Regions from separate parts of the Homo sapiens genome. Here region 1 is linked to region 2. A link is an interaction called in ENCODE POLR2A ChIA-PET data of the cell type or tissue named here. Cell type or tissue: OCI-LY7. All regions are shown on one strand.

Region 1 (8,000 bases), 350 kb before region 2:
ATCTCAGTGCAACCTCCACCTCCCAGGTTCAAGCACTTCTTGTGCCTCAGCCTCTGGAGTAGCTGGGATTACAGGCGTGGGCCACCACACCTGGCTAACTTGTGTATTTTTAGTAGAGATGGGGGTTTTGCCACGTTGGCCAGGCTGATCTCGAACTCCTTACTTCAAGTGATCCACCTGCCTTGGCCTCCCAAAGTGCTGGGATTAGAGGTGTGAGTCACTGTGTCCAGCCAGAAAACACTTTTAACAGAATGAAAAGACAAACCACAACCAGAGAGAAGATATTTACCAAACACATATCTATAAGGCCTTGTTTTTTGTTTTTATTTATTTACGTATTTAATTTTTGAGATAGCATCTCACTCTGTGACCCAGGCTGGACTGCAGTGGTGATCATAGCTCACTGCAGCCTCGACCTCCCAGGCTCAAGCAATCCTCCCACCTCAGTTTCCCAAGTAGCTGGGACCACAGGTGAGCACCACCACACCTGGCTAATTTTTATATTTTTGGTAGAGACAAGGTTTTACCATATTGCCCAGGTGGTCTAAAACTCCTGGCCTCAAGCAGTCCTCCTGCCTCAGCCTCCCAATGTGCTGGGATTATAGGCATGAGCTACTGTACCTAGTCCCTGAAAAGACTTGTATCTAGAATCTATAAAGCAGTCTTTTTTTTTTTTTTTTTTTTTTAGACGGAGTCTCACTCTGTCGCCCAGGCTGGAGTGCAGTGGCGTGATCTCTGCTCACTGCAAGCTCCGCCCCCTCGGTTCACGCCATTCTCCTACCTCAGCCTCCCGAGTAGCTGGGACTATAGGTGCCCGCCACTATGCCCGGCTAATTTTTTTTTTTTTTTTTTTTTATTTACTGGAGACGTGGTTTCACCATGTCAGCCAGGATGGTCTTGATCTCCTGACCTCGTGATCCACCCGCCTTGGCCTCCCAAAGTGCTAGGATTACAGGCATGAGCCACCACGCCTGGCCTAAAGCACTCTTAAAACTCAATAATGACGAATGTCTCACGGGATTACAGGGAAAAAAACCTCAATAAAAATATTAATATCCAATTAAAATATGCGAATAGATTTGAACAATTTAGTAAAGATATTTGCACATGAATATTGTATATCACTAGCTATTAAAGAAATGCAAATTAAAACCAGAATGAGATTCCACTACACATCTAGCAGTAGAAAGGTGAATATTTCTTTAAAAACTCAAATATAAGAATCTGCTGGGCTGGGCCAGGCATGGTGGCTCACGCCTGTAATCCCAGCACTTTGGGAGGCTAAGGCGGGTGGATCAAGTGAGGCCAGGAGTTCGAGACCAGCCTAGCCAACAAGATGAAACCCCATCTCTACTAAAAATACAAAAATTAGCTGGGCGTGGTGGTGCGCAGCTATAATCCCAGTTACTCAGGAGGCTGAGGGAGGAGAATCGCTTGAACCTGGTAGGCAGAGGTTGCTGTCAGCTGAGATCTTGCTGCTGCACTCCAGCAATGACTCTGTCTCAGAAAAAAAAAAAAAAAAGAAAAATCTGCTGGGCCAGGCATGGTGGCTCACGCCTATAATTCCAGCACTTTGGGAGGCTAGGCAGGTGGATCAAATGAAGTCAGGAGTTCAAGACCAGCCTGGCGAACATGGTGAAAGCCCGTCTCTACTAAAAATACAAAAATTAGCTGGGTGTGGTGGCAGGTGCCTATAGCTATTTGGGAGGCTGAGGCAGGAGAACTGTTTGAACTCAGGAGGTAGAGGTTGCAGTGAGCCAAGATGGCACCACTGCACTCCAGCCTGGGGACAGAGCAAGACTGTGTCGCCAAAAAAAAAAAAAAAAAAAAAAAAAAAAAATGCTGAGGATGTGGAATAACTGTGACTCTCATACAATGCTGGTGGAAATGTAAAATGGCACAGCCACTTTAGGAAACAGTTTAGCAGTTTCTTAAAAAGTTAAATATACACTAAGCATGTGAACCATCCAACTCCTGGTATTTACCCAAAGAAATGAAAACATAGGTTCACACAAAGACCTGTATATGAGTGTTTTTAGAAGTTTTATTCAAAATTGCCAAAAACTGGAAGCTACCCAAATGTCCATACATTGATGAATGGATAAACACATTGATACGTCCACACAACTGAAATACTACTGAGCAATAAAAAGGAGTGAACAGTTGTCCTTCGGTGTCTGCAGGGGATTGGCTCCAGGACCCCCTGCGGATACCAAAGTCCACAGATGCTGAAGTCTTTTATATGAAATGACATAATACTTGATATAATAAATGACATAAGCCTCGGGTATACTTTAAATACCTAATACAGTGTAAATGGTATGTAAATAATTATACCATAAATTTTCTATTGTTTTTATTGTTGTATTATTATTTTACATATTTTTATTTTTTCCCAAATATTCTCCATCCATTGTTAGTTGAATCCATGGATGAGGAACCTGCAGATATGGAGGTGCAACAACATGGATGGTAGCATAATCTCAAAAAAATTATGCTAAGTGAGGCTGGGTAAGGTGGCTCACACCTGTAATCCTAACACTTTGGGAGGCCGAGGTGGGCGGATCACTTGAGGTCAGGAGTTCGAAACCAGTCTGGCCAACATGGTGAAACTTCGTCTCCACTAAAAGTACAAAAATTTGCTGGGCGTGGTGGCACACGCCTGTAATCCCAGCTACTTGGGAGGCTGAGGCAGGAGAATTGCTTGAACCTGGGAGGTGGAGGTTGCAGTGAGCTGAGGTCACGCCGCTGCACTGCAGCCTGGGTGACAGTGAGACTCCATCTTATAAAAAAAAAAAAAAAAAAAAAAAAAGCAGTACTAAGTGAAAGAAGCCAAACACAAGAGGCTACATGCTACATGATTTCATTTATAAGACATTCTGAAAAACGCAAAACTATAGGAACAGAAATCAGATTAGTAGCTAACAGGGGCTGATGGTGGGAGGAGGGGATTGCCTACAAAGGGACACGAGGGGCCTTTTTGAGGTGACAGAAATGCTTTATATTGGGAATGTGGTGGTGGTTATGTAACTATACATTTGTCAAAACTCATCAAAGTAGCGCCGGGCGTGGTGGCTCATGCCTGTAATCCCAGCACTTTGGGAGGCTGAGGCGGGCAGATCACGAGGTCAGGAGATCGAGACCATCCTGGCTAACACGGTGAAACCCCGTCTCCACTAAAAATACAAAAAATTAGCCGGGTGTGGTGGTGGACACCTGTAGACCCAGCTACTCGGGAGGCTGAGGCAAGAGAATGGCGTGAACCCAGGAGGCGGAGCTTGCAGTGAGCCAAGATTGCGCCACTGCACTCCAGCCTGGGTGACAGAGTGAGACGCCATCTCAAAAAAACCCAAACAAAAACACTAATCAAACTATACACTTATAAAGGGTGAATGTTATGTGAAAATTATATCTCAATAAACCTGACTTAAGAAAATAATAAAACAAACCTAAAAAACCAACTAAGTAAAAATAAATCTAAGAAAAAAATAACTTACAGTTTTTCCAATTCAACAGTCATCCTGAGAATGTTCTTAATTGTTGTAAGTGGGACTTGTGTTGTTCCCATGTATCTGAAGAAGAAAGCCGAAACATTCATGATATGAAGCCCAATACCAAAATTCTGTCCTTAAAAAGATATTTCAAGGACATGTGACTACTTCAATTTTGGCTTCTCTATAAAACAAGCCAGTTCAACAGTTTATTTGCTGTAAAATTCCAGAGAGCTCTTATTAAAGAAATTTAAGTTGATCTGCATCATCAAATTTAATGATACTTAAGAGTAGAACTTACACTTATTTTTTACCATTATCTTCTCATTTCATATTGCATTCACCCATTTTGATTATTTACTCTTTTCTTCCTTTTTAGAATAATGAACACCTATTCCTCTTTGCTTTCTTGGTTAAGTAGTATTCCTCCATATGTCTACATGTTCCAAATCTATACAGGTTTTTCAACACGGTTCTCTTCCTCTGCTGCTGCTGGCTGTCTTGACCATTACACATCTTTTCTTAATCCTTTTCTTTGCCAATAACTTTTTTCAATAACTCAGTTAAAATTTATGACTTTTTAGCCTAAATGCAAAATACTTAATCTTTGATGACAAATTTAAAAGAGCATAAGTCATCTCATGACTCATGAGAGTACTATAGTACTTACAGATATATTAATGCCGGCAGTTCCAAGAGCTACGGATCTTCAACAGCTGTCAGAGGATTGTGATTGAGAATTCTGATAAAAATGCAATGAAATTAAAATTACCTGCATTTTCAATGTGTGAAACTGCATCAAAAGCTTATATTCATTTTTTGTTATGGAACTTTTAGGTTAAAAAAATCATTTTCTGTTTTTACCTAATAAATCACCATTAGAATCTGTAAAGCACTATTCCTTTGGGAACTACCTAGGTCTCTAGAAGATAGAGGAGAGAAAGAGGGGAAGAAATAGAAAAAAAAAAAACAAGCGGATAGCAAAGAAAAAATATGCTGCAGAACTTTTCAGGTCAAAAACCCTAGAAGTGACTATGTTGGTAGGAAGCCCTGACTCTGCAGGAAACACTATATCTAGTGTCCTCCATAATTCAAGTTGCTCGGGTTTTTTTTGTTTTTGTTTTTTGAGATGGAGTCTTGCTCTGTCGCCCAGGCTGGAGAGCAATGGCTCTATCTCGGCTCACTGCAACCTCCACCTCCTGGGTTCAAGCGATTCTCCTGCCTCAGCCTCCTGAGTAGCTGGGATTACAGGTGCCTGCCACCACGCCCAGCTAATTTTTGTATTTTTAGTACAGACGGGGTTTTGTCATGTTGGACAGGCTGGTCTCAAACTCCTAACCTCAGGTGATCCATCCCCCTTGGCCTACCAAAGTGTTAAGATTACAGGCGTGAGCCACTGCACCTGACTGCTTGCCTTTTATCTTCATAAAGTTTTTAAATTTTATGGTTTAATTTGCACAGTTAAGGAAAAAAAAAATAGGACCAATTCTTTTGCTTTATAGCCAAAGTAAAAGGGATAAATCTAAGAGGAGGAACTGGTCAAAACCATACTCCTATCACATACTCTCACTTGTCTTCTTGTATGACATCACAGCCTTTGTTACATTGCATATAATCATCTGTCTACTTGTCAGTCTCCTGGGCTATCAGCTCCTTGAGGGCAGAGACCACATCTTATCGTCATTGTCATCCCTGTGACTGGCATCATGTCTGAAATTTACTAGGGATTTAATAAATGTTTATTGAATAAACAAATGACATTTTGTTTATATGTCAATAAATGAATAAATTCATTTTGATGTGAATTTTTATTCCAAAATGCTGGAATCTATTTTCTTTTTAATTCTTTAAAGTGAATGAGAAAAAGAAAAGAAACAGGAAGAAATAAAAGAAAACCACCCTTTAGGTTAACCCAAGAATCACTGTACTTTTGCAGAAATTATAAAAATAATAATTATTACAGTGAGTTTCTATTGGGCTGCTAGGTATTTGTGATCAGCATTTCACATTTAATCCTCACAATAACCTTATGTGGTAGATATTATTGCCCTATTTTATAAATGAGGAAACTGAGGCACAGAGAGGTAACATAACTTGTCCTAGGTCACCAAGCTATTAAGAAACAAAGCTGTAATCTGAACTCATGTGCTTAATCTGTATGAAGAAAAAGGGTTTACTTTAACCTTATGGTTTTTTAAATTTTTCTTTTCTTTCTCTTTCTTTCATTTCCCTTCCTCCCTCTTTCTTTCCCTTCCCTTCCTTCCCTCCCTCCTTGTCCTCCCTCCCTCCCTCCCTTCCTCCCTTCCTTCTTTTAAGTTAAAGTTTCCGTTTATTGGCTGGGCCTGGTGGCTAAGGCCTATAATCCCAGCACTTTGGGAAGCTCAGGTGGGTGGATCATCTGAGGTCAGGAGTTCCAGACCAGCCTGAGGTCAGGCTGAGCCAGACCCCATCTCCGTCGGAATCTTGCTCTGTCACCCAGGCTTGAGTGCAATGGCATGACCTTGGCTCACTGCAACCTCTGCCTCCTGGGTTCAAGTGATTCTCCTGCCTCAGCCTCCTGAGTAGCTAGGATTACATGTGCCCGCCACCACGCCCAGCTAATTTTTGTATTTTTAGTAGAGACGGGGTTTCACCATGTTAGTCAGGCTGGTCTTGAACTCCTGACTTCATGTGATCCGCTCACCTCAGCCTTCAGAAGTGCTGGAATTACAGGCATGAGCCACTGCTCCTGGCTGCCAGATTCTTTTGAGGGACTCCCGGTGTATAAAGTGTTTAGTAAAGGTGGTGAATTTAAGACATTTGTATTGATGCTACCTAAACCTCTTGATGGAGGGACCTAATGAGCCTGTTCTCTGGTGTGAGAGCAAATGAAAAACAGACCCTCAGTGCCCCTTCCCTAAGTTAAGCATCAGCAAATTAATGAGGACAGAGAGGAGCATCTGCAGAAACTGCTGCTCTAGTCCAGACACATCCTGAACGCCTCCCTCTACCTCAAAATGAACTGTGTGAAACTAGATTTCTGAACCACAAGAGAAGTGGAAAGTCTTTTCTAAAGTCAGATGTGGAGGAGAATCTTCACCTTGAGTCTAAACTCCCCTTCAGGCGATTGAATATACCCACTCTGATTTGCTGGGTATGTTATACAGAGAAATCATAGAATTCTTGCACTTATGGTAGAAGAGTAGTCAGGAATGTATATGGAATTAAAATAGAGCGATGTATTTTCTTCACAAAATTTTTTCTTTTTTTTGGCACAATTGCTTAATATAAACACTATCTTGGCCAGGCATGGTGGCTCACACCTGTAACTCCAGCACTTTGGGAGGCTGAGATGGGTGGATCACCTGAGGTCACAGGAGTTCGAGACCAGCCTGGAGGGAAGGTTGGAGTGCAGTGGCACAATCTTGGCTCACTGCAACTTCCACCTCCCGGGTTCAAGCCATTCTTGTGCCTCAGCCTTTCAATAGCTGGGATCACAGGCACCTGCCACCACGACCTGCTAATTTTTGTATCTTTAGTAGAGACGGGATTTCACCATGTTGGCCAGGCTGGTCTCAAACTCCTGACCTCAAGTGATCCTCCCATCTTGGCCTCCCAAGGTGCTGGGATTACAGGCGTGAGCCACCACGCCTGGCCCTACACTTTGGATTTAACTTTGATTCCTGCTCATATGCAGAGTTTATAACTGCTTAAATGTCTGCAACATTTAGCTGCAAGGAAGAAAGCTTAACACAAAGTCCCCCAGGGAGCAAAAAACTGCACCGCCACAACCAGCTAATTTTTTTGCATTTTTAGTAGGGACAGGGTTTCACTATGTTGGCCAGGCTGGTGTTGAACTCCTGACCTCAGGTGATCCACCCGCCTCGGCTCCCAAAGTTCTGTGATTACAGGCCTGAGCCACCCCACCCAGGAATAAGACTAATTTGGGGGTCACTTGTTTGATGCCTTTTCTTGCCCATGCCATAGGTCAGAACTAGGACAAGCAGAGCAGGTCATATATAAGCTATGTAAGTCTCTTGGCCTCTTTGTACCTTAGTTTCCCCATTTGAAAAAAACAAATGGATCTTAAGACATACTTTTCAGAGTTCATAATGGGCTTATACCCAGCTAACCAATAATTGTATGAGTTTTTATACATAAATAGATGTTTACACTTATTCATCTTCTATTTCACTTACAACTTGTGTAAAAACTGCATTCTGTGCCAGGCCTGAGATGTTCCAAAGCTCAGTTCTGTTAGTAAATTGCAACCAAGATTTCTACAAAAAAAAAAAAAACATAAGCCAAAGGAAAAAAAAATTATTTCAGAGCATTTATCATTTGCTGTGAGTCTAATTTATATAGGATGGAACGTAACGTCAATCCTTTCTCTAAGCACTAAAGAAATCTCCCTGTGGAAGATACTGGCTTATGATTTATAATTTAACATTGCATATGTGGTGCATTAGATACAAAACAGTGAATGCTCAGTAAATATCTGTGCTAAGTGATCTTTATTTCTCTAGAACA
Region 2 (8,000 bases):
AGTCTGGGAAATAGAGCAAGACTCCGTCTTAAAACAAAACAAAACAAAAAAAGCTTCAGCACCATTTGTTGAGGAGGTGGTCCTTTTTCACTGCATTGCCTTCACATCCTTGTTAAAAATCAATTGTCAGGCCAGGTGCGGTGGCTCATGCCTGTAATCCCAGCACTTTGGGAGGCCAAGGCATGTGGATCACCTGAGGTCAGGAGTTCAAGACCAGCCTGACCAACATGGAGAAACCCTATCTCTACTAAAAATACAAAATTAGTTGGGTGTGGTGGCGCATGCCTGTAATCCCAGCTACTTGGGAGGCTGAGGCAGGAGAATTGCTTGAACCTGGGAGGTGGAGGTTGCGGTGAGCTGAATTCATGCCATTGCACTCCAGCCTGGGTAACAAGAGCAAAACTCCGTCTCAAAAAAAAAAAAAGAAAGAAAAGAAAAAAAATCAATTGTCCATATATGTGTGTGTTTGTTTCTAGACTCTGTTCAGTTCATTGATCTATTTGTTAATATTTATGCCAATACCATGTTGTTTTATTACTGGGGCTTTATAATGACTTTTGAAATTAGGTACCATTAGCCCTCCAACTTTGTTTTTGTTATTCTAGGTATTTGTGCCTTTCCTTATGAATTTTGGAATCAGCTTGTCAATGTCTACAAAAAATCCACAAACAACTGCAGGCATTTTTATTGGGATTGCCCTGAAACTATAGAGTAATATGGGGGAGAACTGACATCTTGGCAATACTGACTGTTTTGGCACACAAACAAATTAAATCTATCCATTTATTTAGGTCTTTAAAAATTCATCTCTGTAATGTGTTGTGGTGTCCAGTGTACTGCTCTTGCACATCGGTCAGATTTATCTTTAAATGTTTTGTATTTTTGATAGTATTAGAAATGGGAGTTTTAAATTTAAAATTTTTCATTGTTAGTAGATAGAAATTCAATTAATTTTTTTATTTTGACTTTGTATCCTACAACCTTGCTAAACTCACTTATCGTGGTATCTTTTTTTTTTTTTGTATTCCATCGGGTTTTCTACAATTTTACTTCTTCCTTTCTGATATGGATGCCTTTTATTTCTTGCTTTTGCCTTGTTGAACTGACTAGATCTTCCATTATAATGTTAAATAAGAGTGATGAGAGTGGATGACCTTGACTTGATCCTGATCTTAGATAGAAAGCATTCAGTCTTTCATCATTGAGTAAAATGTTCCAGGTTTTTCACAGATGTCCTTTAACAGGTTGAAAAAGCTCCATTTGGGTCAGTTTTGGAATCTCATCAAATGTAGCAAGAAAGGCTGACAAACAAAGTAGTGTTTTCCATCCCGACAGAGAAAGCAAGTGAGGGTGAAGTCTCAGATTCTGGAGACAATCCAAACTAACAAAATGTCCCTAAATTTGTCATGAAAATAAAAGTGGGGAGTCAAAGGATATTGTTCACTTTCATAGTTCAAGGCAAAGTTAAATGTGCTATGTTCACTTTAAAATGAATGTGTTTTCTGCCACAATGGCAAAGAATTAACAAATTAGCAATTTAGTTTGTAAGAGATCCACGGAATATATTAAGACATTGCAGATGTTATCTGTTTTACCAAGGACTCAAAGAACAACTTGAACTTCTATGATTTGCTGGATTCAAGGGCATACTGTGGGCTGCCTTTCTGCTAATTAGATTATTTTACCCACCAAACTATCATGGAAAAATGATCAAACAAGCAGTAGTTTACGCACATAGAACAATTTGCCTAGAATTGAAGGTAAGCTCAAGACAGATGGAGAGTGGGAAACAAAGATCAACTTCGCTTCCACAAATAGCTGAGTGCTGAGTGACCCCTAAAATGAGCTAATATTGGGCAAGGATATTGTCCTAGACCTCAGAGTTCCCCTTTATCCTTGGATTGTGTTGTATAATGCAGCAGTGGGTTTGCTTGGTAAAAGAGAAAGAGCAAAGTAAAAAAGGGGAAGACATCTGTTACTTCTATTGAGTTAAGCCTTCTAAAAATATTTCCCTTTTAGTGACCACTTGTTATTTTGACCCTTTGATCTTTTGCTTTGGAAATAGGACCTTTGAAACTCTTCTGCTTTCCTCCCTGTGTTTGTAAAATGATGATAATGCCCGCACCACAGAAGAAGAGACTCCGTTTTACATCCAAAGCTTTTGGAGATAAGGGGTTGAAGTGGCTGAAGGAGAAAACACTCCAATTATTCTTGCGAGGCATAAAGAATTACAGTTTTTCATCTAAAACTTTACTTAGAATCATTCCACTGATCCTAAAGAAACATACTTTAAGTTTCTTTATTTTGAGACAGAGTCTCACTCTGTTGCCCAGGCTGGAGTGCAGTGGCGTGATCTCAGCTCACTGCAGCCTCCACCCCCTGGGTTAAAGCGATTCTCCTGACTCAGTCTCCCAAGTAGCGGGGATTACAGATGCGTGCCACCATGCCTGGCTAATTTTTGTATTTTTAGTAGAGATGGGGTTCTACCATGTTGATCAGGCTGGTCTCCAAGTCCTGACCTCAAGTGATCTGCCCGCCTCAGCCTCCTAAAGTGCTGAGATTACAGGCGTGAGCCATCGTGCCCAGCCTAAGTTTCAGTGATCGAGCCCCACAATCCATAACATGTTTAGTGATTCAGTGAACTGTTGATTCATCAAAGGGAAAGAAGACATTCTCCCAGCAATCAGCCACTTTGCAATCAGTTTCACCTCAGTCACACTGGTGCCTGGACTAAGAGAAGAGCTCATGAGGTTTTTTTTTTTAATGTCCGCATAATTAAGGAGTCTTGGACATATACATGGCTTTGCAGGAAACTGTTCTATGAAGTGATTGGGCTGAAGTCTGTCACAGCATCAGGAGGCACAAGCTCCTTATCTTGGGGCTGCCTCTTCCTCCTTCTTCTCATCCCCCTCTTCCTCTTATTCTTTCTTTCTTTCTCTTTCTTTCTTTCTTTCTTTCTTTCTTTCCTTCCTTCTTTCTTTTCCTTCCTTCCTTCCTTCCCTCTTTCTTTCTTTCTTTCTCTCCTTCCTTCCTTCCTTCCTTCCTTCCTTCCTTCCTTCTTTCTTTCTTTCTTTCTTTCTTTCTTTCTTTCTTTCTTTCTTTCTTTCTTTCTTTCTTTCTTCTTTCCTTCCTTCCTTCCTTCTTCTGCTTTCCTTCTTTTCTCTCCTTCCTCCTTCTCCTTCTCCTAATTAGCTTTCTCTTCCCTCTTCCTATTATAAAAATAAATTATGCTCATTGTAGAAAGTGAAAATATAGTGTGACTGTGTACTTTTGCTCTGGAATGAAACTTGAGCTGAAAATCTGGTTCCATTGCTAACCAGCTGCATTACCTTACAGAAGTCACTCATCTAATATGCCTGTGCCTCAGGTACCCAAGTGTTAATGGGTATACTAATGCTAGTTACCTCCCAAAGTCGATGTTGTGCGGATTTTTTTTTTTCTCAGATGATGTCTTGCTCTGTCACCTCAGCTGGAGTGCAGTGGCATGATCTCGGCTCACTGCAACCTCCGCCTCCCAGGTTCAAGCAATTCTCCCAACTCGGCCTCCCCAGTAGCTGGGATTACAGGTTTCTGCCACCGCACCCGGCTAATTTTTGTATTTTTAGTAGAGATGGGATTTCACCATGTTAGCCAGGCTGGTCTCGAACTCCTGACCTCGTGATCCGCCCGCCTCGGCCTCCCAAAGTGCAGGGATTACAGGCGTGAGCCACTGCGCCCGGCCTGTTATGTGAATTTAATAAGACATTCATGTACACACATTGCACAGTGCCTGGCACATAGGGAAATCTCAAAGTATGGTTTTGTTAATAAAAATCAGAAAAATGTAGATAACCAACATTATAATTCAACTGCTGGGAAATAAACTTTACCTCCAGGTACATTTTTACATTCTAGTGTTTTCAAATGAAGGCTACCAAGTTAATTAATCAATACTTACTTAGCCTAACACTATGGTATATATTGAGAGGCATATAGTTATAACTTAAGCCAACGTTTCCTGACTTTCTCCTGTGCTAATAATTTTTCTGTATTCATTCATTCATTATTGACTTATTGGAAAAGTGGTTTGGGGTCGGGCGCGGTGGTTCACCTATAATCCCTGCACTTTGGGGGGCCAAGGCGGGTGGATTGCTTGAGGTCTGGAGTTCAAGACCAGCCTGACCGACATCGTGAAACCCCATCTTTACTAAAAACACAAAAATTAGCCGGGACTGGTGGTGGGCACCTGTAATCCCAGCTATTCAGGAGGCTGAGGCAGGAGAATGGCTTGAAGCAGGAGGCGGAGGTTGCAGTGAGCTGAGATCACGCCACTGCACTCCAGCCTGGGCGACAGAGTAAGACCTCATCTCAGACAAAAAAAAAAAAGAAAAAAGAAAAAGGAAAGAAAAGTGGTTTTGTGGTTATTTTGCATTTTCTTTGTGCCAGATAGTGTTCTGGGTATCAGAGGCATAACAGTGAACAACAATAATAATGAAAAAAAACTCAAAAATAAATAAAAAAAATGCACTCATGAAGCTTACGTTTGTATGAAAGAGAGAGAGAGGGAATAAACAGACTAGAGAAATTCATGTAATACGTCAGATCGTGATAAATATGAAGCACAGGGGAGTAGGGGGGTGGCATGGGGAGAGTTGCAATTTGAAGATGGCCAGGTGGCTTTTGAGCACAGACCCAAGGAAGTGGGGCAGTGAGCCCTGAGGCTGTTTGGGGAGGTCTATGTTTCAGGTGGAGGGAACAGCCTGCCCTGAGATCGAGGTGGGCCTGGCTTATTTGAGCAACAGCCAGGATGTCTGTGGCTGGAGAAAGGTGGGAGCAGGAGAGAAGAGCTGAGGTCTGAGTCTGACAGTGGCCAGATCTAAGGAGCTTGCACGCCATTGCAAGGCTTCTCTGTCCCATATATACAACCTGATTGGCTTCTGGCCTGCTTTGACCTATGAAATGAGAGAGGAAGTGGCAAGTGTCCCTCTCAGGAAGAAGCTTTAAGAGCCAGCATGGGGCTGGGTGCAGTGGCTCATGCCTGTCATCGCAGCACTTTGGGAGGCCGAGGTGGGAGGATCACTTGAGGTCAGGAGTTCCAGACCAGCCTGACCAACATGGCAAAACCCCATCTCTACTAAAAATACAAAAAAAATTATCTGGATGATGTGGCTCAAGCTTGTAATCCCAGCTACTTGGGAGGCTGAGGCAGGAGAATTGCTTGAACTGGGAGGCAGAGGTTGCAGTGAGCTGAGATCATGCCACTGCACTCCAGCCAGGGCAACAGAGTGAGACTCCATCTCAAAACAAAAAAAAAAAAAAAAAAAAAGAGCCAGCGTGGGCTTCTCCATCATTCCTTTCCCTCTGCCACATGGTTCTATAAAGAGGTCACCTTTTAGACCTGAGCTCTGGAGTGAAGAAACTATGGAACTGGATGTCAGGCTCCCTGGTGGATATGGTGTGAGAAATAAGCTTTCAGAGGGCTCTTTCTCTATCCTGTGTCTGAATTGGGCTTGTCTTGAAGCTGTGTGTGTAAAGCACTTTACACAATTTTTAAAATATTTATTTTTTATTTTTTAAAAATTTGAAAAAAAATGCTCAGATTTTTCCTAAGGCTTGTCTGAATAAGTTTGGGCTATTTCTAAACCCCAGAGGTGGGGCTGACCAGATTGAAGTTATCGGTTAAAGATTTAGGTAGCTTTCCTAGGAGAAATAGGATAGAGGTTGGGTAAATACTAAGTGAGCACCCATCTTGGAAAGTATATATATATATATATATATATATATATATATATATATATATGGAAAGTATATATATATATATATATATATATGGAAAGTATATATATATATATATATATATGGAAAGTATATATATATATATGGAAAGTATATATATATATATATGGAAAGTATATATATATATATATATGGAAAGTATATATATATATGGAAAGTATATATATATATGGAAAGTATATATATATATATGGAAAGTATATATATATGGAAAGTATATATATATATAAATGGAAAAAATATATATATATGGAAAGTATATCTATATATATAGATAGTATATATATATGGAAAGTGTATATATATATATGTATATATGGAAAGTATATATATACACACATACTTCTCTTTTTGAGAAAGAGTCACCCATGCTGGAGTGCAGTGGTGCAATCTCAGCTCACTGCAACCTCTGCCTCCCAGGTTCAAGTGATTCTCATGCCTCAGCCTCCCAAGTAGCTGGGATTACAGGTGCGTGTCATCACACCCGGCAAATTTTTTTTTTTTCTTTTTAGTAGAGACGGGGTTTCGCCACGTTGGCCAGCCCGGTCTCGAACTCCTGACCTCAAGTGATCCACCCACCTTGGCCTCCCAAAATTCTGGGATTATAGGCGTGAGGCACCACGCCTGGCTGGAGAGTATATTTTTGCTCCAAAGAGGTGTGGGGTATTTAGATATTACCAGGGACTGGTGGGAGAATGGTAATTGGTCCCTTAAGTAATATAAAGGGGTGTGAATCTTTTCTTTTAGAGAGAGGGAATGCCATTTGCCCTGATTACTCAACAGGATTTGGAGGAGAGTTGTTTAGAAAAGGAGATGAGCACAGAATAGGCAGCTTTTGAACCCAAAAGGGAAATGTGTCATTTTACTTGCCTCCCTTGGCTTGTCTTGTTGATGACGATGTCTGGTTTGGAAGCCAGCCGGCCTGAGCAGACAGCCCTTCAGCTCCAGGCTAACAGGGGTTGGGATTCTGTCCCAGGGTCCCTTTGGCCCTCTGGGCAGTCCCATTTCACTGGCTGAGCTTGTGGCAGAGGGGGCAAGCGTGCGGGGCCTTTCCCCATTTATCCCATTGGGGCCCTTTGTTTTCCAGTGTCCTGGCTTTTTGTACCTTTGGCAGTTACCTGGAGGAGTATCCTTAGGGCAACATGGAGAGTGCTGGAGAGCTTGTAAAGCAGCCAGTTGTTGAGGTTGCCTCTTGTCCCGCATTTCTCCTTTTTCTTAGCCCTGTCCTCCTATTCTGATCTGGGTTATAAAAGACAGAGGAGGCTAATCTGAGGACCTCCTGCACAGGGAGTGTTGGGTTCCATGGCTGAGTTTTGTAATTTCCTTCCAGTTCATTTTTAGGCCAAGCAGTATCACAAAGGAAAACTTTTTTTTTTCTTAAGGTTTGGGGTAATAAAACTTTTCCCAGTTTTGGGGATGCATCTGAGGGGCGTGTCCTGTGGTATGGAGATGCGATTACCCATCTGTGAAGAGAGAATAGAGGAGAAAAAGGAAAAAAGAAAGCACTCCCTCTACTTTCCTATTATCCTGAATGGGGCATCCCTCATCATCCTTTGGGTTCCAGAATGAAGCAGTCTTATCGTGTACCCTTGGCCCCATCTCGTCACATTACCCGCTTGAGAACAGAGGAGATACTGGAGTGAAGAGTGGGTCCCATGTTTATCCTTGAGGTTCTAGAGTGAACTGTCTTACTGTATACCTCTAACCTTGCCTTCATCTCTGTTCTAATGGTAATCTGTTAGCCTGGGATCAGCCTTCATCTCTGTCCTATGGGTCTCCTGTGCCTGTGGCCTTGGACCAGCCTGTATCCTTGTCTCCAAGACTCTCACTCAGAGCATTTTAGCAAAAAAATGATTATTTCTTTCTTTCTTTTTTTTTTTTTTTGAGACAGAGTCTGGCTCTGTCACCCAGGCTGGAGTGCAATGGCATGATCTCAGCTCACTGCAACGTCTGCCTTCTGGGTTCAAGTGATTTGCCTGCCTCAGCTTCCCAAGTAGCTTGGATTACAGGCATGTGCCACCATGCCCAGCTAATTTTTGTATTTTTATTAGAGATGGGATTTCACCAAGTTGGCCAGGCTGGTCTTGAACTCCTGAGCTTAGGTGATCTGCCCGCTTCAACCTCCCAAAGTGCTGGGATTACAGGCGTGAGCCACCGCGCCCAGCCAAAATGATTATTTCCTTTGTCAGATGCCTAGTTCCCATGTTCTTCAAGTAGACAAGAAG

What was found. Peaks named below come from ENCODE experiments on the same cell type or tissue, not always from the same donor. Only the 100,000 strongest peaks of a DNase experiment are listed, where the experiment ranks them.
Region 1: POLR2A ChIA-PET joins it to region 2 with 5 read pairs; 2 of 35 experiments call an interaction of 5 or more read pairs at or near these places.

Annotation. Positions count from the first base shown.
Region 1 is chr17:68,137,123-68,145,122 of GRCh38, forward strand. It overlaps the pseudogene LRRC37A16P. Among named protein-coding and RNA genes, the nearest start is that of LINC00674, 40 kb to the left of the region's middle. In OCI-LY7, no CTCF peak of the experiment used is centred here; no DNase peak of the experiment used is centred here.
Region 2 is chr17:68,483,451-68,491,450 of GRCh38, forward strand. It overlaps a transcript of PRKAR1A not described here. Among named protein-coding and RNA genes, the nearest start is that of PRKAR1A, 25 kb to the right of the region's middle. In OCI-LY7, no CTCF peak of the experiment used is centred here; DNase peaks (open chromatin) are centred at 1,940 and 4,921; H3K4me3 peaks cover 2,478 bases; H3K27ac peaks cover 2,512 bases.